3 separate regions of the Mus musculus genome follow, and regions 1 and 3 are each linked to region 2. The links are chromatin loops, found by intact Hi-C in ENCODE. Cell type or tissue: left cerebral cortex. All regions are shown on one strand. Links, peaks and the distances in the headings refer to the core of each region. The heading gives the core; the rest is flanking DNA. Region 1 has its middle 67 kb from the start of Gm39075. Region 2 has its middle 99 kb from the start of Gm26054. Region 3 has its middle 53 kb from the start of Gm39075.

The links. Hi-C counts contacts between places; a loop is a spot of excess contacts. Peaks named below come from ENCODE experiments on the same cell type or tissue, not always from the same donor. Only the 100,000 strongest peaks of a DNase experiment are listed, where the experiment ranks them.
Region 1: it touches region 2 in a loop (2.1-fold over the local background); 2 of 42 quality-filtered maps call a loop at or near these places.
Region 3: it touches region 2 in a loop (2.3-fold over the local background); 2 of 42 quality-filtered maps call a loop at or near these places.

What each region holds. Positions count from the first base shown.
Region 1 is chr7:117,156,070-117,166,858 of GRCm38, reverse strand. No RefSeq gene overlaps it. Among named protein-coding and RNA genes, the nearest start is that of Gm39075, 67 kb to the left of the region's middle. In left cerebral cortex, for the core only: no CTCF peak of the experiment used is centred there; DNase peaks (open chromatin) are centred at 4,811 and 5,154; H3K27ac peaks cover 418 bases.
Region 2 is chr7:116,848,024-116,858,812 of GRCm38, reverse strand. No RefSeq gene overlaps it. Among named protein-coding and RNA genes, the nearest start is that of Gm26054, 99 kb to the left of the region's middle. In left cerebral cortex, for the core only: no CTCF peak of the experiment used is centred there; DNase peaks (open chromatin) are centred at 1,474, 5,338, 5,654 and 6,158; H3K27ac peaks cover 590 bases.
Region 3 is chr7:117,170,491-117,181,279 of GRCm38, reverse strand. No RefSeq gene overlaps it. Among named protein-coding and RNA genes, the nearest start is that of Gm39075, 53 kb to the left of the region's middle. In left cerebral cortex, for the core only: no CTCF peak of the experiment used is centred there; DNase peaks (open chromatin) are centred at 6,107 and 6,298; H3K27ac peaks cover 279 bases.

The DNA of each region.
Region 1 (10,789 bases), core at 1,905-9,904, 310 kb before region 2:
TAGTCTGATGACACCAACACTAGGAAACAAAGTTTCCTTCCAAGTGTTGTCAGCAGTATGGGAATAAGCACAATAAATAGGTTAGTGAGAATAAAAGCAATTCACACTTCATGGTGTGCAATGTAACTACACTCCTATAAAAGAATAAAAGAGTTTATAACTCAGTATAAAATGATGTCTGGCTGAGTGGAGAGTGGATTTCTGGGTAGGGGATGTGGACGCCTATTTAACCATCCCTTCAGAAATACCCATATCTGACTAATATTTTTCAAGTTATTCTCACCATTCCTCAGATGCTGTGCTGGGCACTCTGACCCTCCTAATTTAGTAGCCGTGTTCACAGTATCTTTTCTCCTACAATAAACATGCTTCGTCTTACATTTCGGGGCAGGGCTTCGTCTGCTGTGGTCTCTTTACTGCTTTATCAGCAGCACGGACAGCAAGTGTTTCTCTCCTGTTCATTCCATGGCCTCTGTGAATCTAACCCACAGTGGATAGGAAATAGTCACAAAAATACTAGTCAGTGCTGAGCCTGGACAGATGCCCCTTGCTGCTATTCTTTTAACAACAGAGCTCAGGAACCACCTTCAAAGCCCTGATGGGCATTGTACCAGGCATACTGAGAGACTTATTAGTGATTTCAAGGACACAGGAAGAGAAGGTAGGTTATATGTAAATATTAGGCTATTTTGCCTAAGAGACCTGAGCATCTACAGAGTTAGGTAGCCATGAGTGTTGGTTGGGGTTCTAGAACCAATCTCTTCAACATGGTTACCCATCATTACTCCTTCAGTGACTGGTTATCTGGATTTTACACATCAAAACCTGAGTAGAAAAATAGAGTCCCTGCAGCAGTAATCCCCTCTTCTCTCTCCTCAGCTTGTCCTGGGCGTGGCTCTGATAGGCTATTAGGAGCATGATGTACACACACCCATCCCAATGAGAGCCTGAGATAGAGCTGACCTGGGTTATTGCAGGTGATTCGGGCAGTCAGTGGGAAAGGCAGTGTAATGCAGACAAATGGAAGATAATAAGTCTGAAGCCAGTGAACCAAGAAAAAGACAGAGGAGAACAGATCCTAAATAAAAAGTCATGAGTCCCTTTAGCCTGGAAAGGGATTTAGAGGTTACCATTCAAAACAATCTAAAAGCTTCGGGAGGTCCTCAGTGCTCTGTATGGTAGGAGCACACTTTGGAAGTAAAGTTCCTATGTCCTGGCCTGGGCTGTCACTTCTCAATTGACAGATGTCAAATGGGGACTGGTTGCTCCATCCCCTGGACCAGGCTGGGACAGAAGTCCCTTTCTGAGCTTTGATGTTGGTAGAGAATGGATGCTGTTCTCATGTCCAGAGCAAGATGCCGAGGACTGCAGGAATGTATACTCAAGGATGTCAAACAAGAAGGAGCGAAAAGTGTTAGAATCTGAGAGGGACATCCAGTGAAAATGGGAAATCTGGGAAGGGAGGTAAAGTAGACATGAGCTGCAATCATCCGAGGGAACTAGATGCACTGGGAAGGGTTAAGACAGAAGGATCCAGCCAAGGACAGATGGCAGCCTGGAGAAGTCTATGGGGGCAATTCTCTGTGTGTCCATGCTTTCATTCTAAGGTGTACTACACATCACAGTGCTCTGTGAAGGGAGAGACTGAGGTCAGGAAGAGACTGTGCTACGCTCAAGTGGACTTGGGGCTGGGTTGTTGTATGCTGTCTACTGAATCTGTGCTGGCTTGAGCAAGTGGCTTCATAGTCCATTCACTCTCAAGTTCATTCACCCTAATCTCTAAAACGTGGGGTGAAATGTGGTTGTGAATAGGTCATTTATGAATTCAAACTATCCCTTCTTCCACCATGCTGAACTATGCTATTGCTAGAGACATGGTGGAATCAGATGGGTGATAGAGTATGTGGCAAAAGAAGCCAGATGGAACAGATGATCCCAGCCAGGTCAAAGGTATCCGAGACTGAAGAACCGTTGAACATAATAATGGCTGAGCCTATGACGAGAACATTTCTCAGTCCCAAGGGATACCTTCAACAATAACTGGCTCTCTGCACTTAGGAACTGAAGAAGCCAAGTCACAGATGCTTAAGTAACATACGCCAGGCCACCCAACCAGAAAGGGAAAGAGTTAGGACCATAACATGTGATCTCACAAACACTTTCCTTCACCTCACTCTAGCAAAGAGCCTCTTTCTGATTAGACCTTGACCTTTGATCTCTGTTCTATCTCTGTGCCTTTTATTCCAGTTCCAGGAAGAATCTATTTATTGAAAATACCCTACCCTCACTATTGTGACGCCTGCTTTGCCTTTAGCAAGACACCTGAGCTTATTCTTAGCCTCCATCCAGCCTTCTACCACTCAGTTCTTTGGCTATAAATACTCACTTCTTGATTTGGAGTTCAGCCCAATCTCTATACTAATACAAAGGCCCAGTGTATTAATGACACTCCTTTTTCCTTATGTCTTTATCAAGTGTCCCAAATACTCTTTTTCATTTATTACTGTTTCAAATGGCATCAAGCTAAAGTTAAGACCCACAGAACAGATCTCATGTGACAATTCATTCGAAAATCTCTCTCCCTCTCCTTCTTCCCCTCTTTCTCTTCCTCTATCCCTTCCCCTCCCTCTCCCCCTCCTCTCTGTCTCTCCATTTCTTTCTATATCTCTGTTTCTCTCTGTATGTTTCTCTCTATCTATGACTCTGTCTCTCTGTCTCCCTGTCTCTCTCTCTCTTTCTCTCTCTAAGTGTGTGTGTGTGTGTGTGTGTGTGTGTGTGTGACTTGTTCACCTAAGGCCATCCTCAGGTTTTGTCTTTTAGGCACAATCCATCTTTAGTTCTAGAGACAGGGTCTCTTCTTGGCTTGGCTAGGGTTGCTGCCCAGTGAACGGCAGGATTTACCTCTTTCTAACTTCCCAGAGCTGGACTCATATAACCACACTTGGATTTTTTATATAGGCCCCTAGGGTAAAACCCAAATCCTCATGTTTATACAGCAAGCGCTTTACCAACTGAGCTAGCTCCCTACCCCACTCCAGCTTTCTCCTAATGGTTTGTCTGTTTTTTGTTTTTTGTTTTTTTCAAGACAGGGTTTCTCTGTGTAGCCCTGGCTGTCCTGGAACTCACTCTGTAGACCAGGCTGGCCTCGAACTCAGAAATCCGCCTGTCTCTGCCTCTGCCTCCTGAGTGCTAGGATTAAAGGCGTGCGCCACCACGCCCGGCCATGGTTTGTCAAACTAAGTCTCTGCTAGCCTAAGTTAACATGGACTATGAAATATTGGAACAATCTAGAGATTTTAAATGGTGGCCATTAGAACTAGGGGGAGTTTCAGAAGCTGAGGTTGTAGAAGGGGGTGGAGCAGATCCAGCAGGAATGAATAAAAGTGCTGGAAAGTTTGGAAGTATACAAAGCTGTGGGAGAGAACTCCTTCCCAGTAAGATGGGGAAAACCACTGAAGAATCAGCTGCCTGCAGAGAACTTTGCATGAATTCAGTTCTTTCACCATTAATAGGTGGGACCAGTGGATGCTGGGGTATTGATGTTGCCTAGACTGTAGTGCATCTCAGTTATTTTCCTCTCTTGGGTAACTTGCTACAGAGAGGTAATATGCCATTTTCTTAGAGAGGGCACAACATTGAACAAGTCCAGTTCACTCAGTTCTCAAGAATGTTTCTATTAGACTAAAGAAGATTCAGGAGGCTTCAAGCAGGAAAGAGATTTCAAGGTGACCTTGTAGAAGGAGCCAGCATTATGAAATGTTTTTGATCAAGTGGAACAAGATAAGCCGTTCATGTTGTGAAAGGGTTCAAAGCCCTGGACACCAGAAGAAATAAAAAAAAAAATTCAATTTCTGCCGTAAGATTGTGCTTTTTACCCCTGTCGTTTAGGAGAATACATAGATCCACTCTCCTCCTGTAATGAAAATACAGCATTCCTTGGTGGTAACTCAGACGCAAACTGGGTTGCAAAGGCAGGTGAGCGCTGCACAGGGAAGGCTGCCTGTAGATTTTTGGAAACAGGATCTCTATAGTTGTTTGGGGACTTATGAGCAAGCTCAGATATAACGAGGCTGGGAACCAAGGAATGACCCAGGGCTATTTCAATATGCTTCCACTTTATCCTAAGGTGACTGTAGAATCCCCTGACCGCAGTGATCTAAAACAGTGCTGTCCTTGCACTGATGGTAACAGCCTATCACTGCACCATCCTAGACAGTGGCTACTATCCCCAGGTAGCTATTAAATCCTTGAAATGTGGGCTACTGCAACACAGAAACTATTATAAATTTTAGTGCACTTAAAATAGCCAAAGTGGCTACAGTGGCTTCTTCTGCCATTGTCACTGGATAGCATGGCTCTAGATGGGCTTGGATTCAGTCTCTACTACTGGCTGGTGCTACAACTTTGGGCAGGTGTCTTATTCTCCCTGGCTTCCCTCTCCAACTCTCCTCTGGGGAAAAATAGGATAGTGACATCTACATGCTAGGATGTCTGTGGAAATGTGTTGTAATAGCAGAACAAGCACAGAACACGTGGGTTTATTAAATTGTGGCTATCAAGTCATGAGCACATCTTGCAGCTTCAGAGTCAGTTTGCAGTTTTCTCAACCATGAGCACAGGTTCTCAATAACACTGGGGCAGACTAAAGTTATGGAATGAGGAGAATCCTCTGTACCCTTCAGGGAAAGACAACAGAGTAAAGACTCAGAGGAATGGGAGTTCTGCAGAGGTCAGGCAGCAGAGCAGAGCAGAAGATGGCTCATTCCATCATCTTGCCACCAGGCAACAGGCAGATGAGCATGGCCACAGGCTGCCTCTTGTCACCTCACAGACACATCTACTATTGATGGCAGCCATGGCAGAAAGAAAAAAAGAGGAATATACACAGGGAGACAGGAAGGGAAAAGAGGAGGAGGACCAGACAGCAATGTAATCTCAGGAAAGATGAAGGCAACATTGAAACATGGGTATCAGAAACCAGAGGGACTTCTGGGAAGACACAGAGATGGTATTACAGAAAAGGAAGAAGACATAGATGTAGGGACAAGGCATGAGAGATATATAGAGATATATGGGGCAGGATATAAGCAGAGAAATCCAAGTCCCTGCCCACACACTGAAGGAGATACAGAAAAACACGTGGCTATGACACAGCAGAACACAGTGATGGGGAGATGCAAAGGAACCAGGAGTCAGCAGCAACACACAGCAAGAGAGGAGGCAGGTGGGAAAGATGTAAGTGGAGAGTCAGAGGGTACCTCAAAACTAAGAGAAACCAGCAAGGAAAATCCAGTGAGACACAGGAAGGCTGTATGGAGGGAGGTAGTGTGGTGGGCACTCGGTGGCACATGAGCTGTTTAAATGCTTCCTAATGTAAGAGTGGGCACCATGCCACCAAGGCTAAGGAGAGGAGTGCATAGCACAGACCCTGCATAGTGATGTTGTTGATTGGCAGGTCCTTGGGGCCCAGTCACAGTCAGCACAGAGCCAGCTAGCAGCAGCCTGTGTCCCTGGAGCTCCTGCCCAGTCCCCTCCTCCCTTCATTCTTTCTTCAGAGTCATTAATCTTAGAGGACAGCTCGGTCTTTTCTCAGATATCTGCAAGGGTCAGCTTAGGAGCCTCTGAGGAGATAGGACTCAGAATGTCATTTGTCAGCTGGGATTCAGAAGGTGACATGAGCCCAGCCCCTCCTGGCCTTTCCCTTACTTCATGAAGCAAAGCTGCATTTACTGTCTTCCCCAGGCAGACTTTTCTTCTCTCGTTGTCTTCCCTTTGCTTATCAGCACAGGGTTGCTAGGAGCAGGAAGTCCAGGCCACCAGTGGAAGTTGGACAGGGAATGTGGCTACCAGCAAAAAAGTAAACATAAAAGATAAAAATAAAAAATGGAGAGGCTCTGAACCTTGCAGTAGCTTGCCCTCCACAAACCCATCTCTACCTTGGCTCCAGGGAAAGCTCTCCTTGGAGGTTAATACAAATGCTGAGTCCTGTGCTGGTACCCAGAGCATGGCATACAGGATGGGGCCGAAGCATCACGGTTTTAAGACCTCTGTCTGGGCCTGACTTGAGCGAACAAGTTTAGCTGTGCTAAACCTGCTCTCCCAGCATTGCTATCATCACTGAGGTCTTTTTTTTTTTTTAATTTCTAGAATTTTTTTTTCCTTCCTTTCTTCCTTCCTTTCTTTCATTCTTTTACAATTTTATTACATATTTTCTTCATTTACACTTCAAATGCCATCCTGAAAGTCCCCTATACCCTCCCCTCCCCCTGCTCCCCAACCGACCCATTTCTACTCCCTGGCCCTGGCATTCCCCTGTACTGGGGCTTATAATCTTTGCAAGACCAAGGGCCTGTCCTCCCAGTGATGGCCAACGAGGCCTTCCTCTGCTACATATGCAGCTAGAGACACGAGCTCTGGGGGTACTGGTTAGTTCATATTGCTGTTCCTCCTATAGGGTTACAGACCCCTTCAGCTCTTTGGGTACTTTCTCTAGCTCCTCCATTGGGGGCCCTGTGTTGCATCCAATAGATGACTGTGAGTATCCGCTTCTGTATTTGCCAGGCACTGGCATAGCCTCACAAGAGACAGCTATATCAGGGTCCTTTCAGCAAAATCTTGCTGGCATATGCAATAGTGTTTGCATTTGGTGGTTGATTATGGCATGGATCCCCAGGTGGGGTAGTCTCTGGATGGTCCTTCCTTCTGTCTCAGCTCCAACTTTGTCTCTGTAACTCCTTCCATGGGCATTTTGTTTCCCCTTCTAAGAAGGATCAAAGTGTCCACACTTTGGTCTTTCTTCTTCTTGAGTTTCATGTGTTTTGCAAATTGTATCTTGGGTATTCTAAGTTTCTGGGCTAATATCCACTTATCAGTGAGTGCATATCATGTGAGTTCTTTTGTGATTGGGTTACCTCACTCAGGATGATATCCTCCAGATACATTCGTTTGCCTAATAATTTCATAAATTCATTGTTTTTAATAGCTGAGTAGTACTACATTGTGTAAATGTACCACAGTCAGAATGGCTAAGATCAAAAATTCAGGTGACAGCAGATGCTGGGGAGGATGTGGAGAAAGAGGAACACTCCTCCATTGCTGGTGGGATTGCAAGCTTGTACAACCACTCTGGAAATCAGTCTGGTGGTTCCTCAGAAAATTGGACATAGTACTACCGGAGAATCCAGCCATACCTCTCCTGGGCATATACCCAGAAGATGTTCCAACTGGTAATAAGAACACATGCTCCACTATGTTCATAGCAGCTTTATTTATAATAGCCAGAAGCTGGAAACAACCCAGATGTCTCTCAACAGAGGAATGGATCCAGAAAATGTAGTACATTTACACCACGGAGTACTACTCAGCTATTAAAAACGATGAATTTATCACTGAGGTCTTAAACCAGGTGATGCCTCCTCTGAGCAGTCTTCCCTGATGACTCTCCCTTCTTTGTCAAAGTTCCCAAATACTAGGTCATTTTCTACTGTGATTTAAACGTAATGCCTGGTTCCCAGTGGGTGGCTCTGTTTGAGAAAGCTGTTTTGCTTTAAGAGGCAGAAATGGGGGCAGGCCTTACAGCTTTATAGAGATGCCCACTTCCTGCCTGTCCATACTCGGTTTCCTTTGTATAGCCAACCAGCATCTTGCTCCTGTCAACATGCTTTGTCTATCTGATAACTTGTCTTTTCATCCTTTTCGATCTGTAAGCCCTAATACATCCTTTCTCCCTTAAGTGGCTTTTGTCAGGCTGTTTCACTACAGCAAAAAGTAGTAAAGACACCGGGGTGGCTAGCTGAAATGGCCACAAGAGCCCGGTGTGGGAGGACACACTTGGAATCCCAGCACTCAGGAGACTGAGGCAGGAGATCAAGAGTGAGATTCTATCTGGAAATCAAATCAAACCAAACCAACTGAACAAACCAACACAGCATTGATGAGGAACTTAAGTTTTCTCACGGAGCCATCCATAGTGAGGAGCCCCCAAGCTTGCTGCTAACTATCTATGCTACCTCTTCTGCTCCGGGAAGACTGGGAATAATGTTTCTAGGACTCTCGATACAGATTCAGGAAGGTGACAAATGCAGCGTGCCCAGAAGGTTCTTCAGCACCAAGTGTGCACTTAGTGTGACCAGCACCAAGTGAGCACTTAGTGTGACCGACCAGCACCAAGTGAGCACTTAGTGTGACCAGTACTCTAATGTTGTCTCTCCTCCCCCCCGCCCCTCCCTTCACTGTAAGCTGCTGTTATACTTTGCATCTGAAATGACCCCTTCTGACTCATGTTGTGAGCATGATTGGTCCCAAACCGGTGGTGAGATTTGGGGAGGCTGTGGAGTCTTTAGAAAGTAGAGCCTTGCTGGCACATCACTCAGATCAGGCAGCATATCTGCCTTTGGCAGTCATATCTGTTTCCTGTTTCCATCTCTCTGCTTCTCCTAGTTCACCATGATGTGAGGAGTCTCTGCTACATGTTATCATGGCTGTGAACTCTGCCACACCTGGATCATGAGGGATCCTCAGAAACCAGGAGCCGCAGTGAACCCATCTTCCTTTCAGTTGTGTCTGGTCTCTTGGTCTTGGTGTCAGTGAAAGAAGTAATACAGCCCCGTTAAAATGAAGTTCATCTGGGGCAGTGGTGAAGCGAGATGAGGGAGGCAGCAGGAAGGGAGCCCTGGAAGGAATGAGAAAGATAGAGGGGTTGATTTTCTGCCCACAAAGAAACAATAACCCATGTGCAGTCCACATTGTCCTATCCTTAGATCTTGCTCAGGGCCTAAAGCCCTTGCATCTGGATTTGAGACTCAATTCTTAGTCTCTATCTGAGGGACCCTGGGCAGGAGTATCCACCTTCGGTCCTCTCTAAAAATGGAGGTTATAGAATGCTACCTAAATCCGTAACACAGCTGACTAAACTGGAATATGGGTACCATTGGCAGCCTGATGATGTTTATGAGGTAAGGCTTCACCTGCGCTGTAGATGCTACAGGTACCTCCCAGGTGAGATGGGAACCAGGAAGCTAGAAAACTTCTTAAAATGATTATGATGAAATAGGGGGCAAAATCTATGAAAAAGAAGAAGAAGAAGAAGAAGAAGAAGAAGAAGAAGAAGAAGAAGAAGAAGAAGAAGAAGAAGAAGAAGAAGAAGAAGAAGAGGAGGAGGAGGAGGAGGAAGAGGAGGAGGAGGAGGAGGAGGAGGAGGAGGAGGAGGAGGAGGAGGAGGAGGAGGAAGAGAATGAAGAAGAAGAAGAAGAAGAAGAAGAAGAACAACAACAACAACAACAACAACAAGAGAAGGACAGAGGGAAGCAAGGAGGGACAGCTATTTACTCTACCACCCTGGAACTAAAGGGTGTTCATATGTGATGCTATCACCAGCAACACCAGGTAAATCCTAGGCAACCCAGATGTAATTGGTTACCATAATGGGGGATCTGAAGATAATTTTTCATTCAGGCTAGCTACAATAGTGCATACCTATAATTTTGCCACTTGGAAGACATAGGCAGGAGGATCAGGAGCTCATGGTTATCCTCACTGCCCAGCAAGCTGGAGGCCAGCCTGGGCTACATGAGAATGTCTCAAAAGTCAGCACAGTCAAATAAATAGATAAAATAAAATTATTTCAAAAAGGAAACAGAGAAATGGATTCAAGCTACTAAACAACCCAGTTCAGTTTTCATACAGGACTTCCTAGATCTTGAAGAAAAGCCAAGAGCAGCTAGGAATTTTACCCAATAACACGAAGACTTGAGCCCCAGGAAGGAGCGAGGCTGCACTGCACAGCACCTCTCTTCAGATGCCCCTGTCACCTACTGGTTGTTCCAGTGACTGGCTTGGCTTGGGCTCTGTTCCCCTGTAACCATGATCCCAGACAGAGGCGGCAGCCAGGTTCTGAATGGCAGACGTCAGAGGCTTCCGGAAGATGCTTGGCTGGATTCTGACCCAGCCATTTCAGAGAGGCATATGCTTGGTGGCACACAGTCTAATCCCAGAGAAAGCTTTCTGATAGAAAGATTCATGATAGCTATCCAGGTTGCAGACACAGGGCCTTAACTTCCAATTCTGAGAGCCTTCGGTACCTACCTCTTACCTGCCACACAGCACTGCCTTGGGGCTCAGGTGAGACAGATTTACAGCATATTATCTATCAACAGATGAATGTCACGGCTGGTCCCTGTGCCTCAGGAGGAAGGGAGGAAGGGTAATTCAGAACGGAGGCTGTAAGGTTTCTTCCTAGCTTGGGTAGGCAGCTGACAGGAATGGGATCTGTCTTGGGAAAGGGAGACCTGCAGCCACAGGATGCAGATGGTACAGAGACCTGCATGGGTGGTTAAGGCAGCAAAGAGAATTAGATCTCTGTACCAAAGGGCAACATTTTGAGCATACCTCCCCTCCCCCTAGAAAACCCAGGGATGGGGGCTTGGATGATCCCTGTTCCAGGATGGAGTGACATGGGGGCTTGGATGATCCCTGTTCCAGGATGGAGTGACATGGGGGCTTGGATGTTCCCTGTTCCAGGAAGAAGTGACATGGGGGCTTGGATGATCCCTGTTCCAGGATGGAGTGACATGGGGGCTTGGATTGTCCCTATTCCAGGATGGAGTGACATGGGGGCTTGGATTGTCCCTATTCCAGGATGGAGTGATATGGCAACCTTGCAGCCCAAATGCATTCCCTCATCTGTAGGGCCCCTGCCTTGCTGCTAAAGAGATGAGAGAGCACAGATTCTTCGGGGACACTCAGGAGCAGGGCAGAGTTGCTAGGAGCACAAATTCTGCCTTACTTCCCC
Region 2 (10,789 bases), core at 1,188-9,187:
AAAACAGTCCATGATTTCATATATGTGATAGAAATGGTTCTGTAAACCAATCCACAGGCATTTGACTATAGCATTCACAAGTCTAGAAGCTTATATACACCAAAAAAGGTAAAAAGAAAAACAAGTATACTCAATACATTAAGAAAATAAGAATATCTTAATACTAAATTCCATGAAGAAGGACCAAGGGAGTCCTGGTTAGGATGAAAAGAAGTATTAAGAAGGCTGGGTTCCTATCCTCACATGCCTTACCCTTGGGTGGCACTCACCAGGGTCACTTTGGGATCTCTGAGTAACTGGCTTCCTAGTCTACCTCTCTATCTCTTTCACTCTGCCTTTGACACCCTGGCACAAGCCTCATCTCCTACTCTCTCCTCATCCTTGTTTTCTCTTTGTATCTTTAGCTTATAACTGCTTTCTTGATACTGCTTCTTATTTGGTTTGCTTCTTTTCAAACTGCGTTTTTGTATAGTGTTATAGAGATACATAAATCATAATGTATGTACTTTGGATGGATTTCCACATATATACACATCTATATGACTATATCCTAATCAGATGTCATCCTCAATCTCTCTCTACCTTAGTTTTTGAGAGAGTATCTTGTCATTGAAGCTGGAGCTCTCTGATTCTGCTAGACTCGCAGGCCAGCAAGGTCCAGAAAGACCCTATCTCTGCCTCTGAATCTCCAGATCTGGGGTTACAGGAGAACAAAGTCACCTCAGCTTTCTCAGGTGGGTGTAGGAGGTAGAACTCAGGCGGTCATGCCTATGTAGCAACAGTTACAGACTGAGCCATCTCTCCAGCCTAGTTTCTTCTTCTGCGTGGATGGGAGCCAAGCAGCCATTCTACAAACCCTGAAAACAGCTCTATGGTGTGAATTCCTGAGGTTAACGATCTAAATAAATCGGTCTTGTCTTGCCTCTGCTAAACTGCTTGAAAGATGATGTTTTACAGCCTGCATAGATCAGGTTGGTCTTTCCTTCCTTTGAAAGTTATCCTCAGTAGAAATTGTCATGCTACCTAATGAACCAATATTAGTTTAACTACATGTTGTTAATTAAAAGCAGAGATTTATACAAGCTTTTCCCTTAGGAATAAAAGTAAGAATATCATACTTCAAACTTCCAGAAGCAGAAGAGCGGTCCCAGAATTTACAAACCTCCGTTAATGGTTATGGTGAATTTTCTTCTAAGGGTGTCTTACTCTGGAGACCTCATTCTATTTCCAAGGAAGATCTGACCCAAGATGACTCTTTATAGGCCAGGCCATTTAGCTTTTGTGTGAGAGGAGACTTTTTTTTTTTTTAGCCTAGATGCTCGGTCTCTTTTTTATCTCAAACCATTTTCCTGGAAAGCCCACATGAATTATGTTCACAAGAAAGAGAAAGCCAGGGCTGAGAGGCTGTTTCAGTAGGCAATGAGCTTGCATATAAATCTGACAAGCTGAGCTTAGATCCAAGCATCCACAGACAGGTGGATGGCGTAGCACATGTGGGTAGCATATGCATCTATAATCCCAGTGTTCCGGTGCAAGTGTGGGAGGCAGAGGTAGACAAGTCTCCAGAAACTTGTAGGACATCTATCCTACCACATGCAACAGTGAGCAACGTGAGAGAGCCTGCAAACAAGCTGGAAGGTAAGACGGACCCTGAACTTGTTCTCTGACCCCCTGCACTTCTCCTGTGGCACACACGCACACAGATGAACATACATACACAAATACACAAAGCAAGAAAAGACTAAAAAAGTAGAAAAAGAAAGGAAAAGCCTGACCTCCTATTCATTCCAGATGGATACCCATGTCTTTAATCGAGTTCTTCTAAACAAGTGAATCCAAAAATAAGGATTAATTTGCAGTTATCAATAAGAGGTTCAAGGACACATGAGCTGAGAGAAGTCTGTGAGTTACTTCTGATCATATAACCTGACATACACAACAGACAGGAATGAAATATTTCTTTTATGACATGTGGTTTCAGATTGCTCAGTCCAGTGTGGTAGCAATGTCATAGTAAAGGAAGTCATAGAGTGGCAGCCAGGAATAAGTAATGGGGACCAGGGAAGGATAACCTCCCAAGGGTGCCCTTCCATTGTCATGACTCCCTCCAACTAGACCCCACCTCCTCCTTTTCCCATCTCCCAAAGATGCAATCATACCATGAATCCATGAAAAGGTGAAGTCCTTGCTTAGGTCAGAGTCCTCATCATTTAATCATTCCTGGAAACTCCATCACGGGTGTCCTTCAATGTCTCCAAGCCAAGTATCAATCCAATCAAGTTGACAATTAAGATGAATCATACGACAAGAAAGGAAGGAACATAATGGGTATGCTAAGGAGGGAGAGAATGACTGTGCTGTCAGAAAACTTCTCATTCTAAGTAATAATTCAACCACACTAGCCCAGTGCAGAATACACACATCAGAGCCATTCATCAGGTGTGCCAAAGCTGGGGACTGATCACTCACATTTCCAGCTTCTGGTCACAGGCAGAGTAGACTCTATTGGCCAAACAGAACCACCAATTAGACAGATGAATGGAGGTTAACCTCCAGAAATGACTACCTGAAGGGAGGTAGGCAGGGCAAGCCACAGCTGTGGAATAATGCCCCAGAGCAGAAGTGGGATGAAGGCCAGCCCACCAGCCATGCACGTCAGTCTCATGTCTTCCTTTGGCAGACCAAGAGAGTTTGGCATACTTTCCAGGTTATCATGGTAGTCGGTGCATCTCTGAAACCTGTGAGCAGCACGCAGCATGCTTCCTCTCTGTGTGGGTCTTGAGGTTAGTACAACCTCAGAAAATGACACGAGGGGATTGCTGTTCCATTCAGAGTGAGCTCAGGAGAGTCACCTGAACTCAATAAAACTCAGTGTTCTCTATCTACAGTTTAGGATATCAAGGCACTATCTTATTAGCACTTTGAAGAGAAGTAACATTGGTTCATATCTATGGTTAAGAAAGCTGAGCATCTAGTGTTCCTGAGAGAATCAACTAAAACAATGTTCTCCTAAAGAGGACAGAAGCCGTTATAGGCACAGTTTCCATTCCACCCTCTCAAACAACCTCATATTGAAGCCCTAACCTGAGGTGTGATGTCTGAACATAGGCTCTTTGAGAAAGAGGTAAAGTAAGATACTGTGAGGGTATGTTATGGTTTGAATCTGAAATGTCCCCCACAGGCTCCTGTCTTGAATGCTTGATCCTCAGCTGTATTGAACAATGTGGAGCCTTAGAAGGTGAGCCACGCTGACAGAAGTAGGTTACTAGCAGTTAGGCCTATGAAGGCTATGCCTGCCGTGGTCTCTTCATTTTGATTCATAGCCCTGTAAAGAACTATTAGCTCATGTACCTAACACCCACTAAAGGAGTCCTACCCATCCACACTTGCCCTGTGGCGGTGGATCAAAATTTCTCTCACTCATGAGACAAAATAAACCTTTCTCCTTTTGAGTTGACTCTACCAGGTGTTTTGTCAGGGTGGTGAGAAAGGTAATTAATGAGTGTGGAAGCTTCTCAAAGGGAAAAAGAGGAAGAGACAGAATCTCTCTATCCTAGCTAGTCAATCATCTATCTCTACCTACCTATCCATCAGCTCTCATCTACCTGTCATATATATATATATATATATATATATATTCATCTATCTAGCTTTCCCTATCTTACACACATACACACAATGAGAAAAAAACATTTTAAAGGCGACTTTAAGACATACTTTGAGACAGTTAGATTTGAGTGTGGCCAGCACATGAGATTATTGGGAACTTGTACTTGTTTAGCCAGGTGTATGGCATTATCATGGCTGTGCAGGAAAATAATCCTGTTTTCTAGAGACTCAGATTATATAATTAGAGTGAGAACATAATCTTGTCCATATTTAATTTAAAATGTTTGAGTAAAATATTGTGAAGGCCATGCAAGTATTCTCTGTACCACTTTATGTTTCTGTGTCTGGAAAGTTTTATAGCTAAAAAAATTTATATTCCTATATATTTGAAAAGTTATAAATTTGTAATGGTTTTAAGGAATTTTGCCTACACCCCCCCGCAAGATTTTAGACTCTTTATGTTGTTGTAGGGAACCCAATTTCTCTTTAATTGAAATTTTTACTGAGATAATTGTAGATTCTCTCACAGTTGTAAGAAAGCATACGGTGTCCCTGGAAACACTTCACCCGCTTCCCCTGTGGGAGCATTTTCCACTTTAGTTTCATCTAAAAGCAGTAAAGCTTTGCTTTTCACATTTGATTTGATAATCAATACTCCTATTCATTTAATAGCCTCTTTACGGATTTTTTTTCCTGCTGATCTTAAATGTGGTTTTGTTGTTTCTTTCCCCCTTTCTCCTTTACTCTCCCCTCTTCATCCTTTTTCTCCTCCTCTCTTTGACACTGTTGCTCCCTCTCTGGCTCCTCTTTCATATTCTCCCCCTCCCAACCACTCTCATTCATCTTTCCCTCTACCTCTCTCTCTCCTCTCATCTCCCCCCCTCTCTCTGCCATATATGTGTGGTAGAATATATATATATATGTATTTCAGCCTATTGCACTGCCTTGTAGTCCATAGCATAGGTAGGCAGAACCTCCACTGTTGTTCTATTTCAACTTTCTTCCCCTCCTCTGTCTAGTCTTCTTTCATATAATTCTGAGAATTGATTGACTAAGATTTCAGAATCACTATCTGGAGAGTGATTACTTTATCAATACTGAGTCCTCCTTGGAGATAGACAACATCCTGAGTTAAGGAAAGCCGTTTGGGGACATGCAAAGGCAGTTGAGTCAGGATTTGCCCAGGACAAGAAGTCTCTGTCTATGGGCCATTTTGCTTGCATCTCTATACAATTACTGGGACTCTCAGTTACTCCTTGGGCATCTGGATGGATGTCAGGGAGAAGGTTCTTCCCACCGTTGGCCATTGTAACACCAGCAACCCAGGAATAGCCAAAACCATTCTTGCTGGTCAGTACCAGTGAGTCTGGTACACTAGGACAACTGAAGATAACAGTTCAGAGATGACAGCAAGAATCTCCTAAAACAACTGTGTACCCAGAAGGCTTTGGACTGTGTAGCTTCAGTATTTTGCCTAACTTGGAGTTCATCTTTCTCCTTTATAATCTAAATCACAGAACAGCTTGGACGTAAACAGAGACAATAAAGAAGACTAAAGGGAAAATTCTAGGCTAAATAGTCCAGATGATTCTAAGCCAAGATTAAAGAGAGTGGGAGAAATGAAGCTGGGGGCAGCTCATTTGGAAGAGTAACTAGCATGCGCAAAACTCTGGATTCCATCCCCAGCACCATATAAACCAAGGACGAGGACACACATAGTCATCCTAGTACTCTGAAAATGGAAATAGAAAGAGCAAATGTTTGAGCTCATCCTTGGCTACAAGGCAAGTTGGAGGCAAGCTTGGTGTACATGATGATCTATCCCAAAGCAGGGGTGGAGGGGGAGAGAAAGAGGGGAGGAAGGAGGAAGAGAAAGAGAGAGAAATATATCAGACACTGACAAGAGTCAGAAGGAAAAGGGGATAGAGCCTAGAATTCTGCTTTAGGATAAATATTCCATCCACCTTACCAAACATCGTGCTGCAAATGGTACAGTCCCTGACTAGTCAGAATCATAGCTCCTCCTTCACTGAATAGAAAACTCCCAGGATGCTAAGAGGTGGTAGACTTGGCGTGGGCAGATGAGCCAACTCAGATTCCCTCAACCAGATCTGTTCATGAGCTATTTACTCATTTTCTCAGCATTTGTCTATGATTGTTTTAAACACAATTAAGTACAGCTAGTCCTGGTACCCATGAGAGACCAGTTCCAGGACACAAGCCTGCAAAATCAAAACCCATGTATAATTAAGCTCCTTATGAGAGATGGTGCAGAATTATGTATAACAAGCATGCATGCTGCTGTATACTTTAAACAATTGTTGGATTACTTAAAACACCTAACACATTGCAAATGCTGTGCAAAGAGTCATAATTCTGAATTGTTTAGAGAGCAATGATGAGAAAATGCATCTGTGTTGAATGAGTCTATTTTCTGTTGCTATCATGAAACACCCAAGGCTAAGTGCTTTATAAAAATAAACCCACTTCACTCATAGTTCTTGGGTCTCATGAGGACCTTCTGGCCATATCACAGGATGGCAGATGGCATTGTGATGGGGGTGTGTGCAACAGGGAGTGATCACATGACAAGGCAGGAAGCCAGTAAGGAGGAAGGGGCCAGTCTTGTTCACAACAAAGTCCTTACAAGAACTAACTTAGCATCCCAAGAACTACTGTGGCTGGAGGACAAGGACTGGAAGCAGACACATCAAGATTAGCATGTGGAGGAAGCCAGCTTGCAGAGGAAGACTGGAAGCCTTTTATCATCTGGGCTTCATTTAATGAATAGAGTATGGGAAAGAGGAGCCCAGAAAATAGAAATTAGAGATCTGTTCTGGGCTCTATGAAAGTTCTAAAAGGAGATACTGCATGGCCCTGGATTAAGGGTTCTCCCCTCAGGCCCCTAGCATTCTCTTATCACTGGGACTGCCTTCCCTTTCTTAATAAGCTGCCTATAGTTTCTATTTCTAACCATATGTCCCTGGTCCAATGTTTTGCCCTGGAACACTAGGATATGAGTGCCTGTAATCCTGTGCCCTCTGAACTCAGATCCACAATTCAACATTAATCACCCTTTGTCTTTTCTTTATCTCTTTTTCAGATACCAGCCCAAATAGCCCAAAGCCTAAACATGCCTGCCCTAACATTCTGGCCTTCTCACTGTTTGTCTAACCTCTGGGACTAACTTAAAAGGCAATGACTTCCTTTCCATCTCCCTCCTCCTGACAGCTGCCAGCATTTTCAGCTTGTCTGTCCTGTTGTTTTTCTCTCAAACTTTAATAAAGTCATGTTCTTAGCTTCTTTCTCCGTGCTCTTTCAAATGACTTCCTTAGTAGGACTAAAAAACCCAAAAGATGACCTAGTTTGTCTGATAACACTAAATTAATCCTTCTGCAGACACTATCTCCACAAAATTCCCATTAGGCTTCACCTCTTAGAGAGCCCACCACATTAATACTTCCACCATGAAGATGGATCCTGCAACCAGATGAACTCTGGAAGGACAAAACACATTGAAACTATGTGGGGCCATGAAAGGCAGCCTGTTTTGGTTGAATGGGGCTTGCTCCAGTGACCCAGTAGAGACCCAGTAGGAAACTCTGCAAGGGACATAACAGTGAGCCACGTTCCCAGAGACAGGTGCCTGACACCACAGAACCCCCAACTCCATAATTCTGTGGCTATAAGTCACGCAGAAAATGTTCCAAGCTTCTGACATTCTGGCTAGACTCCACCCCCACAGTTACCTGACTATAGCCAGGTATGCTCCTCCCCACAGTTACCTGGAAACAGCAAGGTAGCCCAGCCCACTATAAAAGGGGCTGCTTGGCCCCTCCTCTCTTTCTTTAAGCTCTCACCTTTCTTACTCTCATCTCTAGTTCTCTCTCTCTCTCTCTCTCTCTCTCTCTCTCTCTCTCTCTCTCTTCTCCCTCACTCCACATGGCCATGGCTGGCCTTTCTCTCTTTCTACCTTCTCTCTTTCTCCCTGCCTTTCTACAATAAAGCTCTAAAACCATAGACTGTCTCTGCTCATCAAGGCCCACTGTGCTTGAATAATGGGGTAGGCCCCTAAAGGGCTGCATCTAACCTCCCGCTGGAAGGCCTTCCTGTGCTCTGGCCCTGGACCAGACCAAGGACTCTCACCCACATGGGAACCACCCAGCACCTCCTTTTTCCCTGCCCTTTCCTCTCTTCAGCCCCAAGGCTGGCTGAGGCACAACCTGTGGCCCCCATTTTGTTCTCAGCTCTTCTGAGGGGTCCAATGGTGTCTGGGATGCCTGAGACTGAAAACCTGTTATCTCTGGCCTCCATGAGGCCCAGAGACCTAGTACTGCCCCTTGTCCACCCCTGTGGGCTGGTCCGTAGCTTCCCACAGCCAGATACCCACCCAGGGCCGTGTGGAAAGCAGGCAGCTAGCTGTCCTCAGCGTCTGCCTGCCCAGAGTACTGGCAGGATGTGGGTTTTCTCCCACTCACTTTATTCCCCGCCCCATGCCCACTGCCCCTCAAAACTATACTGTACATATTCCATACAAATACAACTTTAAATATATATCTTTTCAATCCATGGTTAAATGACTCCAAGGATGATGAATCAAGATGTGGAGGCTAATTTTCAATCTATTCAGCAATTCACTTGCTCACTAAAGTTTACTTGTTTTCTGCAAACATCTCTTGTTCACAGCAAAGTCTTCACAAGAATAAACTCAACATCCCAACCAACCACTATGGCTGGAGAACGCTGGTTCCTGCATGAAGACTTCTGGTGCTCCTGAGTTCATTTTTAAGACAGTAATGGAAACCTTGAGTTGTCCAGTGTATGCACATTCCCACTGGACCTGTTTCTGCTTGCCCTGGCTCTCAGCTCTTAGACAATAAGCAAGCATCCTCTATGCAGTCTATCTTGTGTGGTTTTTCACATTGTGTGTGTGTGTGTGTGTGTGTGTGTGTGTGTGTGTGTGTGTGTTTTATAGTATTTTCACTGTTGACCATGTCAAAGTGTTCTCTAGCATTTAGAAGCATAAAAAGAACTGTGACATGCCTGTCAGGGAAAATATTGTGTTGGGGAAACTTCATTTGGGCAAATGGGGTAGGGCTTTTTGCAGGAAGTTCAATGTGCACAAGTCAACAGTGTAAATTAAGTGAGGTATCTATAAGCATAAACACACTGGCACACGATAGTGAATTGATGGTGCAGTGAAAATGTTGTAGCTCATGGGACTCTATCATGTTCCCTTGGTCCAGTGTGCCTGAACTCAGAGTTCACAGTGACTTTACAGAACAATACTGCTGCAAATAATGGGAATCAAATGTAGGTGTTACATATACAGCATTACATTAGGTGCTGGGATGAAGTATATAGATAAAACATAACCTCTGTCTCCATAGCAGATGGTCAATACACATGCCACATCCCAAATGCAGCATATGGTGAGAGATGAACTAGAGATTACAAGACCTAGATTTGAGGCCAAATTCGATAGATAGAAATATTGACAGGATATGTTACCTAAGTTACATTGGAAGTCTGTCATCTATAAAATCAAATGGCTATTTAGGCTTTGTTCAGGGAACAAAAGTGTGTGCTTGCCAGGAATTCAATATGAACAGAGCCTTCATGATCAGAGGGCACCATTCACAGTAGCCTTGTGATCGGTACAGAGACCCTGCCACCAGGATAGCACATTGCCTCATTTTGTGACTATATTAGCATCTGCATGTTCTCTCTATCTCCAAAACTTTGATTGGCTTAAGTTCTTGACCTCCTGTAGGAGAGGAGGTTTTTGCTCCTGCATTGCTGTGGAAAGTTTCTTGACCTATACAGTACCAGACCTTGGTCTACCTGTGCCAAATGTGAGTTGTGATTCTCATGGTGATTCTCACCCTGACTTTAGAGTCAACTTCTCTTCTGTCTTTGTTAGGTTCTTCTGTTGCTGACATGAATGCCATTATCAAAAGCAGCTTTAGGAGGAAAGGGTTAATTTGGCTTACCAGCCACATTTCGTCATCTAGGGAAGCCAGTATTGGCCAGAACTCAAAGCAGAAACTTGGAGGCAGGAGCAGATGCAGAGACCATGGGAAATGCTGCTTACTGGCTTTCTCCTCATGGCTTGCTCAGTCTTACACCATCAGGACCAGTTTAGGTTGTCTCACTCACCACTATCATTAATCAAGAAAATGTGCCACAGGCTTCCCTACAGAGCAATCTAATGGAGGTGACTCCTCAGTTGATCACCCAAGTTTGTATCAAGTTGACAAAACAAAAAAACAAAACAAAACAAACAAAAAAAACAAAAAAGCAACAACAACAACAACAAAAAACTAAGCAAACAAACAAAACAAAACCCTAACCAGAACATCTCCCCTCGAAACAGATAGTCAGATACTTTTCAGAGTTTCCATTTTCTCTTGTGATTAAACAAAAGGCATGCAAGCCAAGAATGTCAGTGCACATCCATAATGCTAACACATAAGAAGCTGAGGCAGGGGGATCATGAGTTTGTAGCAAGCCTAGGTTACCAAGCAAGACCCTTTCTTAAAAGAGGGTGGTGTTGATTCTGGAATGAAACTCGGGGATAGAGCACTTGCCTCGTAATGGATGACCCTAAGACTGGTCCCAGTAACACTATCCCAACAAAGGCACATCAACTATTGAGATTCTGTGCTGCCAAAATACGACAGACGATGCACAGTTTCTTTGTGCTGTCAGAGAGTTTAAACACACGGCACATGCCACATATGCTTTTCTCCAGCCTGAGTGTGACTCCAAAGTCGATTAATTTATGTTCAATTATTTATTCTGCTGTAATGCCTTCTCCAATTACTGATAGATAATTGCATGAGAGGAAACGAAATCCAACACGCGACACTAATGGGAGATCATTGTACGGGCAAATCCCTGGCTTGGAAACACTTGCTGAGATGGGGGCACAGGTGATTTACTACAAGAAGAGCAGGGGGATGGGCCCCCCTTTAATTAGCTCTTTAACTTATTTAATGATGCATCCTGGGTGTTGAAAGCGGTTATTGTTTAAGGGTTTAATGTGCCATAGAATTCGGGGAAAGGAGAGTCAGACGGAAGAAGACAAGATCCGTTGAGGAGTCAAATTCTAGTCAAAGTTTATTCAGCGCCCCCAAAGTACATATAGACATTAGCTTTCTTCCCCACTCTTGGCATC
Region 3 (10,789 bases), core at 1,380-9,379, 320 kb before region 2:
CCATTTGTACTTTGCTCTTCATTTCTGGGCCGACTGTGTCATCTCCTGTTCAACGTACAGTCAACTTTCTCTGATGGAAAACTCCAATAGTGCTTTTAAAAGATTATAGTTTAACTTAATTTTTAGTTTTATGTGTGTAGGTATGAATACAATCGCCTGCAGAGGTCAGAAGAAAGCATTGGAAACCCTCGGAGCTGGAGCTACAAGTAGTTATGAACTGCCCAATGTGGGTCCTTTGCTAGAGTCCTCTGTGCTCTTAACCTCGGAGCCACCTCCCCAGCTCCAAGTATTTGTTTGTTGTAGGTAATCAAGTTTCCTTTGTTTACTCTAACCCTGTGTTAGCTTTGTTCCTATCAGTTGTATTTTGAGGCAGGTCTCGCTATGGTTAAGGCTGACCTTGAACTTATGATCTTCACTTCTTAGTCTCCAAAGTACTGCCAACTTTTACCTTAGCTTTTTGTGGCATGCCTATTTTCATCTCCTAAGGCGTCTATCTTCTAGACTTTAGCTAACTGATCAAGTATTTGTCCTTAGTAAAGCAAAAGTGGCTGGCCTCTTTACAGTGTATGTTAAAAGTTTTACAAACCTAAGTAGATTTAAAATAGTTTTTCACACATGTGTATGTATCTATGTATGTGTATGTACATGTTATGTGTTTTTTGTTCATGTGTGTGTCTGTGTGTGTGAGTGCATTTATGTGTGTGCATGTATGCATGTGTGTGTGTGTGTGTGTGTGTGTGTGTGTGTGTGCATGTGTGTGTGGTATGTATGCACCTGCTACTGTGTACATGTACAAGTCAGAAGACAACCTGCAGAAGTCAGTTCTCTTCTCCTACCTTGTGGGTCCAGGGTATTGAACTCAGATGCCATGCTCGGAGTCAAGTGCCTTTATCCACTAAGCCATCGCACCAGCCATTAAATCCCGGTTCCTCAGACCTCCTTTCTGAGAGTCAATCCTTGCAACGTACTGTCATTTTTTTTCTACCCTCTACTCCTTGTGTTCCATGTTTTATTAAATAAAAATTCAGTCTCAGGTCAGTATTTCACACAAGAGTACATTTTATGACATTTAAACTCTTGTGTTTATTCTGTGATTAACCCTTACTTGACAACATCATTGAAAGCTGGACCCGGTACCCTGAACAATGAATAGATTTTTTTTCTCCTACTTTTTCTTGGCATCTCCTTTAGCTCTAGTGTGTTCTCTGAAGACTCCTCCTTTGATGAACCTGTGTTTCTTGGATCTTCCCTTCATGTGGCAGCTTCTCTGTTGTAATTTTTACGTTATTGCTCTGTGAATTGGGAGAGTAACTGGGCTAGATAATTCAAGATCACAAAGTCAATTTTTTTTTCATTTAAGTTTTAATTCTGTCACTCAGTACTTCTATTTAGTTTTTAATGTTGCCAATCATATTTTAATTTCCATGGTTTCTCTTGTATTATTAAAATATTCCTTTTAATCCCTCCAGGTTTGTGTACCCACAGTGTGTTCTCTTAGCCCTGAAACTACTAATTAGCATTCCGTCAAACCAACTCCTGTGTCTTGCATTAAGTTTGAACAGGGTTTAAGATCACAGTCTGCTCAGCTTCATGTCTCTCTTTCATGGCATTTACTGCCCCCAGATAGTTTGTGAATGTGGCTGTTTATAAAGGACAGTGAAGGCAGGCTCCTGACCTCTATCCAATATGGAAGCTATCTAATGGGCCGCATGTAGCAACCATTAGCCTTTTCTGGTGATCCTCTTTTCAATTTATATTAATCCAGATAAAATTAAATTATAATCCAGTTTCCTCATTTCACTGGCCACATTTCAAGAGTCCAGGACTTTTCATGGACAGAACCTATGGTATTGGGCAAGACGGAGTTACAGAGAACATCTATTACCAGGAACTGTTCTGTTAAATGGGGTTGGTTTAGACGGATTCATTTTGGCAGCCAGAATGGTTCTTCTACACACATGTGGCAGCTTCCTTAAGTGGAGAAGAGCCACATCTAAGTCAGCATCAGACACGCTGGGAGGGACAGCTTCAGGGGACATGGCTGCTCTATCCCAGTTGTGCTCAGAGCAAGTTTCTAGGAGCAGGCAGCCAGTTCTCTGTCCTTAGCCACTGTGGTGCTGATCTTGGTTGTTAACAAGACACTCCTAGTAATACGGAATCTCAGTTGAAGAATTGCCTTCATCAGATAGACCTGTGTGCATGCCTGCATGGAATTTTATTGGCTGTTAGTCGGTGAAGGAGGAAGCATCCTAATGGAAACTTAGTTGTGTAAGAAAGCTGAGCATGAGCTTGAGAGAAAGCAAGATAAAACCAGTAAGCAGCACTCCCTATGGTGTCTGCTTCAGTTCCTGCTTCCAGGTTCCCGCCCTGACTATGCAGTGATTGACTGCTAGCCACTGAAGTGTACATGAAGTATAATGGGGCAGTACTGGAAGGCAGGTTGGATCCCCAGAGCTCTTTGGCTAGTCAGTAAGACTCTGCCTTGAAAAACAAAGTAGAATACAACTGAGGAAGACCCCTAATGTTGACCTCTAGCCTCTACAAATGTACACACACACACACACACACACACACACACACACACACACAAAGAAATCAGAGGCCTATCCAATCATATATTTTATATCTGAATAAGATTCATATCAGAAGGTGGCTTCATGGCCTGTTAATATCAAAGCCAGGACAAAGGTATCCATGAACCTCATGTGATAAAATGGACTCAAGGCTCAGACCAGGACCCCGCTGCCCAGCACAGTAGGTACCCTAGACTCCTCAGTATACGGCTTTTTTACGTTCTTACCCATACTGAGTAGGATTTTTCTGTGTTGCAGCTACTTGTGCATCACCATTGTGCCTGGTACCTGAACAAAATCATTGGCTCAGCAAGGTGGACCAGGGTGAAATTCTTTCTTTGGTCTGTCAGAGCCCCACCAGATGACAAGCTCCCAGGTTTGAAGGCTGAGAGTTCAAACAGCACAGTACTGGTTCTGATGCCACAGCCCACCCCACCCCACCCATCTATCAAACATCATGGTAGTGGTTTTGCAATAAAGGAAAATCCCATTATCAGACAGGAAAGCAGGAAAGGAGCAGGACGTGCCGGTAATTGTCTTTCATGACAACTCTCTTGTCACAAATGAGTGTCCATTGATCATTATATTAGTTCTATCTAAAGGTCTCATGCCAGGGACTCAGTCACCTTCTACTGGGCTCCATTTGTGTGTTTGTGTGTAAGTGGTACCCATATGTACAAGTGGTACCCATATGTACAAGTGTGTGTAGAGGCTAGAGGTCCACGTTGGGTTACTCATGCACTGTCCATTTTATTTACTGCAACAAAGTGCCTTGCTGCCTGAAGTGTCCCCATGTAGGCTAGGCTGGCCAGCAAGTGAGCGCAGGGATCTGCCTGTTTCTTCCTCCCCAACGTTGATATTTTAAGTGCCATCACTACTCATAGCTATTTTAGATCAGTTCTAAGAATTGAACTCAGGCCCTCATGCTCAGAAGACAAGCATGTTACAGATGGAGCTAATCCCCAGCCCTGAACAGCGCTCTTAAAGCTCTCATGACCTCATACCATCAGCCAAGCACCAAACACATAGCTGAACTTTCTTCACATATGTTTCTGGATGTAATACCTTTAACCAGGGGTTCTCAACCTTCCTAATGCTACAATCCTTTAATACAGTTCCTCATGTTGTGGAGATGCCCCAACCATAAAATTAATTCATTGCTAATTCAAAACTGTAATTTTCCTACCATTATGAATCATAATGTAAATATCTGATATGCAGGATATCTTGTATGTAACCTGACCTCCAAAGGGGTCAAGATCCACAGGTTGAGAACTACTGCCTTCAATGCTAGGGGGAGACATTTACCACATCCAAACAATAGCGGTAGCTCTTTCCTAATCTCTTAATAATAGAGGAAGGACTCATAGTCCTAAAAGAGATTCTCAACAGAAGCCAATGAAACTAAGGGGGGAGGGGGCTTCCTCTCAAACCACATTTGTTTTTGCTTCAAACCATACCAAACTCACACCTTACAATAGTGTGAAGAAGTCTAGAAACATCCCCATTTCTTCTCATGAGCAACTAGGGCACTGCAGGGGCAGAAGACTGTGAGAACTATGCTTGCTGTACCCTCTGAAAGTTCTAGGGTGGGAACACTTGACCATTTAAGGTCTCCTCCCGCCCCCAGGATCTACCTAATTGCAAGGTTCACAATCTGTTTTCAGTAAAGCAGTTAATTGTTCTTGAATGTTTTTGAGACTTTGGAAACATGACCTAAGATTAATGGCTCATAAACCTCATTTGTGCTTCTATTTGAGATTCTAGAAGCCTGATGTGCTTCTAGATTGGAGAGGGGCGAGGACCCTGAAAATGTGCTGTGTACCCCATAGCCATGGCTGCAGCAGGCAATCTGTTTCCCTATAAACTCCAACATGGGGTTCTGAGCAGGGGTTTTTTTGTTTTTTGTTTTTAATCAAAACAAAGCAAAACAAAACACTAGTTGGGTTTTTCTTTCTATGGGATTCATAATAAACGACTCTAATCCCTAAGCCTGGTGTCTTAGTCAGGGTTTTATTGCTGTGCACAGACACCATGACCAAGGTAACTTTTATAGGACAACATTTAATTGGGGCTGGCTTTCAAGTTCAGACGTTCAGTCCTGTATCATCAAGGTGGGAACATGGCAGCACCCATGCAGCCATGGTGCTGGAGAAGGAACTGAGAGTTCTACATCTTGTTCGGAAGGCAAACAGGAAAAACACTGTCATCCTCAGGAAGCTGGGAGAAAGCTCTCAAAGCCCACACCCACAATGACATACATCCTCTAACAAGGCCACAAGTCCAAAGAGTGCCACTCCCCGGGGCCAAGCATATTCAAACCACCACACCTGGTCTTGTAGGTTACGACTTTTCTAGGCACACCCTTAAAACCTGTGGACATCTCTCCTAGTAGCAGAAGTTGGTTTCTGTGGCACACAAAGTCTGAACTTGGAGACCAAAAACTCTAGTGGAGACATGGAGCATAAGTCATCAGTATAGGAAGGGAAGGTGACCGGAGCAGGTTCAATCTTATTAAAGGGGCAAACACCATGTAGGTCCCTGCAGCTGCAACTTCAGGCAGAAATGGGGACATGAGCAGGTCCACCCTTATGAAAGGGACAAAGATTTCTTAGGTCCCTGTAGAATTATGCATTTGGTCTTTCCTGTGGCACCAGAAAATCAGATACCAGGAAAAGCCTGACTTCTCACTTCTGCTGGTAAGCAGTTAGTTCATGGAGACACGTGTGCAGAATCCACTCTCGCAGGCACATTTTTTCTCCTAGATTTCTTCTCCTTAGAGATCCATGGCTTGTTCTTCTAGAAATCACTGTCAAGATTCAGAGATGAAAGGGGATGTCAAGAGGTCATAGGGACTGGAAAACCTAACAGAGACAGATGCTTCAAGGGAAGTTTCAAATATCAGGACACCAGGATATCACCCTCTGGACACCAGAATTGAATTCATATCTAAGGAACTGCTATAGTCTACATCCTGGTCCAGCTAGAATAGTAATCACCTTAGGTAATAGGAGGTCTACAGGAAGACAAGTATTTCTAGAGTATTCTCTAGAGTAGAGGTGCTAGAAGAGACAAAAGATTGATCTTCCAAAGTCTATCCACACAAATCAATTGTAATGGAATCACAGCCATTACAATGAATAGCTCTGATCCACAGAGTGTATACTGTGTGTCAAGACAAGTGATTTATTGATATCCTCTTATTTCATTTTCTCAATGAGCCTAGTAGGTACTGAAACTATGATTATCCTCTATCTAAGATATGAAAACAGGCTGAGGATGGTTAAGTCATTGACTTAGGATCTCGTAGATTATAACATCTGAATTCTATTAGAGAATGAGCACCCCTCTCGCCCCACCCCCTCCTTCCCTGTGGTATTCTCTCTCTCTTGAGGGTTCTGAGTAGGAAGTTCAAGAGAAAGCTGAAATAACTTCCTCTCCCAACTTCCAGCCACTCCCAGAGTAGGCTAAAAAGCAGCATGGGAACAGATGGCTGTTGGGTGGTGTATAAATTCCCTTCAAATGTATATCCTGAATATACAAAAACAAATTAGCGTGATTGGAAAGTCAGCATGCTTTTAAAAAGAAATAGAGAGGTTCTTTGGCTTCCAAGATCTTTTATCATTGTGTACTGGGGACCATATGGATGCCATCAGTTTGCCTAGGGATGGCAAGAGAAAGGAAGGGAAGAACACACAAAACCTTGAGGAAACAGTGAGTGTGTATCGATGTTGAGAATAGGAGTCCGGCGCTACTCTTGGCACCGGATTGCCTGAGTGGGCTGTTGGGACTTATTTTTGTAGCAGCTCTTTGACAATGTCATTCACACGCTGCACAGTTTTCACATATAAAATTTATAGTTCAGTGTTGTTTGTACTTTCTTTCAGACATGTGCAACTCTAACCACAGACAATTTTAGAACGTTTCCTGACATCAAAATTAAGCCCTGTATCCTATCACCTGCCATTTCCCTTCCCTATGGAACCAACAAATTATGGTCTGTCTACATGGATTTCATCATAAAATGGGATTTTTTTTTCAACTGACTTCATTCATTTAGCATATATTTTTGGGTCCATGGCTTGAGGTTTTAATGACTTTAAAAAAATCTCTCTCTCTCTCTCTCTCTCTCTCTCTCTCTCTCTCTCTCTCTCTCTCTCCCTCTCCCTCTCCCTCTCCCTCTCCCTCTCCCTCTCTCCCTTTCCTCCCTCCCTCCCTCTCTCCCTCTCCTCCCTCCCTCCCTCTCTGCCTCCCAGCTACTTTAGCAAAATCCTTCAAATCAGTGACTGGAGCCTTCCTTTGGCTTGGTAAAGGACACCAGCAAGCATTCTGTCTGGCTAGATTCTGCTGATTTGATTTACAGAATCGAGGCCACCAGCCAAATATTTGAATCTGTCCTTTCTTCATCTCACTCTTTTTGGGAACTTGAAGAACTTTAGTCTTAGGAATAGAGTCAGTTACCTCAGGTATCTGAAAGTATCTGTCTATGGAGTGTGGCCCAGGTCTGTGGAACTTGTACCTCCAGTCTCTCCCCAAACATCCTAAAGGGCATGTTTACTGATGGATATCCCATGGTTTTGGTACCGTTTTTATACAATATGTGAAGAGAAAGTATAACATGTATATCATTCCATAGATAGATAGATAGATAGATAGATAGATAGAGCAAGAATGAATATAATACTGAGATAATAAAGAGTTTAGATATAGATAGATAGATAGATAGATAGATAGATAGATAGATAGATAGATGATAGATATTTTGTGTGATGCAACAGAGCTAACAAATGATGTTTAAGAACCTGTAAATGAATTGGCAATAACATGCATTGCCAGGTGTGAAAGAGTTCTATCAACTTAAAGGGAGGTAGAATAAGAACTGTAAGTGACAGAAATAAGGCCTGTGAGCATAGCATGGTTTTTAGGTTCAACTGCTAATGCTGCCTCTGACCAAGCACATGATGCACCAAGCTTCCCGGAGTTTCTGTTTCTTCATCATCAAAACAGAAGCAATGTTAAGAAGAGTGTGTCATGGCTCCGTGTGGTAAAAAAGCACTCGAGGAGCTGAGTTTGGATCACTGGGCCTCCAGAAAATGTTGGGCTGGTTGTCTGGAGGGCTATAACCCTAGACATACAGGAGGCAGAGACAGGAGAATCTCTGGGGCTTGCTGACTATTAGCCTAGCTTCAGGAACATTGTGAGACCCCATCTTAAGAGAATACAGCAGAAAGTGATAAAGTAGGTTACCGGACTTCATCATCTGGTTTCCGGATGTGCACACAAATATGTCACCATAAATGCATGTATGTGTGCACGGGCTCAAGCACACACACACACACACACACACACACACACAGAGGAAGGTGCATACACTTCAAATAGATACACATACCTGTGCAAGCACACACACACTACAAATACCTAGTTACACACAGAGGTGCATATACTATAAATTCTCTCTGTGTGTCACACACACATACACACACCACAAATACATACACAAACCACCACAAACAAAAACTTTTAAATTAAAAAAAATTAAACATAAATTAAGAGGAAGTGGTTGGTTTCTCCCACAGCATTTGTACTATTATACCAGTGGACATATCTTGCCAGACAGTAGTTATTATAGCTCACAAGTTCACTGAGCAAATCGATTGCTCCCTAGTCTGCATAGGACATTCCAGTAGTGTGAAAGCTAGCCGGAGATGGAGCTTCTAGGGAAAGAGCAGCTTGACTTCCCATGTTCTATGACTCTAGCATATGTGGTATCTTAAACAATATAGCCTAGTCCATCAAGTTCTGGAGGGGCATCAAAAGCATTGGCAAGAATTAAGACAACTCCACAATATGGAGCATATGCTTGGCTCTCTTAACTGGATAAATAAACCTTTGACTAACTAGGCCAGCCATAGTTCCTTGAAAATTAGCTAATACTATTATTCTGCTAAGTGTATATGGTAGTAAACTGCTCCTAAGTTCTTATCTTTATACCCCCCAAATAAGTGCATATCTCAACCCTCATTAAGGAGCTTATTTTTGCAGTAAATGATGATTAATATAGAGACTCATAATTAGTCACTGTGCAGAGAATAAGAGGGTGACAAGTACTCAGATTTCAAAGGGATATTTATATCATACCCTTTCTTCCCAAGGCTCAGGCACCATCTCAGAAGAGAAGCAGCAAGATTTCAAGAACCAGACACAAAGGGTGTCTGGAGTTAAACAGAGTTCATAAGACCGGCAAGGTCATACACCAAACCTGTATAACATCAAGCCAGCCAAGATCCTGGCATGGGTGGAGGATGCTCATGAAGTTGCCCCTCTAGTTAAGGAGCTGTTGGCAACTAGTAGCTTCTGGAAAAGGAAAAGTCAATTTTCTTATGTGTCATTAGATTGTGTTACACCAATAGACATATATCTATCACTAAGTGGAATCAGGGGTTTTAAGAACAGAGCACATCTCAGGGCTACATCAGGTCTTCTGCATATATATTATGGCTTTCAGCTTAGTATTTTTATAGCACTCCTGAGTATCTAAACGAGTGGGTCTCTGATTCTTCTGCCTTCTCTTGGAGTTCTTTGCCTTCTGTTAGTTTGCCTCGTCCAACTTAGACCGTGATGGTGTTTGTTTTATGTTATTACATTTAACCTTATTTTGTTGTTATTCTTTAAAATCCTGCTCTTTTCTAATGAGAGACAGAGAGGGAGTGGATCCAGATGGGAGGGGACGAGGGGAGGAACCGAGAGGAGTAGAGAGAGGGGAAATTATAATCAGGATACCTTGTATGAGAAAAGAATCTATTTTTCATAAAAGGGAGAAGCACAGCACATCAGCTTGGGAGGGGAAAGTAGTGGGAGGTAAAGTCTAGAGAGGGGACCATAGGGGAAGCAGTGTGAGGTAAACTTGATCAAAACACATATACGCCCATATAAAAGTCTTAAACAATGTTTACAAATTCCAAAAAAGATTAAAAGATGAATTGTTTAAAAATTTTAAAAAAGTGTTACTAACTCTGTAGGATATTTTGAGATTAAAGTGTTTAGGAGCTAATTATTACAACAGTAGTTACTGCCATTTCCAAACCATCAGCATATGCACATTAAGCCACTCTCAGATAACGTGCTACTTGTCTAATTGCCCAGCATCCTTGCAAGATAGTATGCAAGATAGTCAAACTCTCCCTTACTCGATGAAGAAACTGGTTCGGCAAGGTTAAATGACTTCCTTCAAACCTCTTAGTTCACAGGTTGTTAAGTTAAGGGTTAACACAAGACTTTCTTATAATAAGGGGCTCACATCCAACATTGCAGATATTCATTGCTAGTGGAAGAGAGAAAGATTCAAATCCAAGAGACATTATTCATCTGTAAGCCAGAAAGGCATTTTTTGAAAGTCATGCAAACACTGTAAAATTTAAAATAGGCAATTTCACATTTTAATGGCACAGTTTGAAATGGGACACTATCAAATCTATGACTTAAATACCAGTGTAAGGACAAGAGACAATGTCTAGACATCTGGTATACCAGCTCTAACACTTTGTCTGCTATTCAACCGTCTACCCAGGGGAGAAATGAGGTTTTAGGAAGAAACTCTATTCAATGTCTGGTACAAAGGGCTTTCAGTACATAAATTTATGTTCCAGGAACAATCTTGTGACATCTCAGCTGCAGAGATGCTGTCCTTAACAACAAACACTAGAATTTCCCAGTTTCTCATCCTTGGATTTTTGCACCATCAGTATAATTTGAATCTTTATAAATCAAACCCTGTCTTCAAATGCAATTGAAGAAATTACCTTTAAAAAAACCCATCTTGGATCCTAAAGAAAATGGAAGAGTAGTGTTGTAACTGAACAGCTAATCCTGAAATTATCTATTTTGTAAATGCAATTGAAGAAATCACCTTTAAAAGAATCCTATCTTGAATTCTCAAGAAAATGGAAGACTGGTGTTGTAACTGAACAGCTAATCCTGAAATTATCTATTTTGTAAATTCAGAATTTAGTCCACAGCTTTGTCAGAACAACCTTTATATTCCAGAAACCAATTGAAATTCAAGTTTGTGTCTGGGTCTTGTGGGCACTCCTTATCACCTTTGCTGATAAGCATTTAAATATATTCATTAACAAAAATAATTGTTGTCACAGTTAACTACATTAGCACCTTTTAATTGAATTAGAAATTAGGTGGGGTCATGAATATTTCACTAG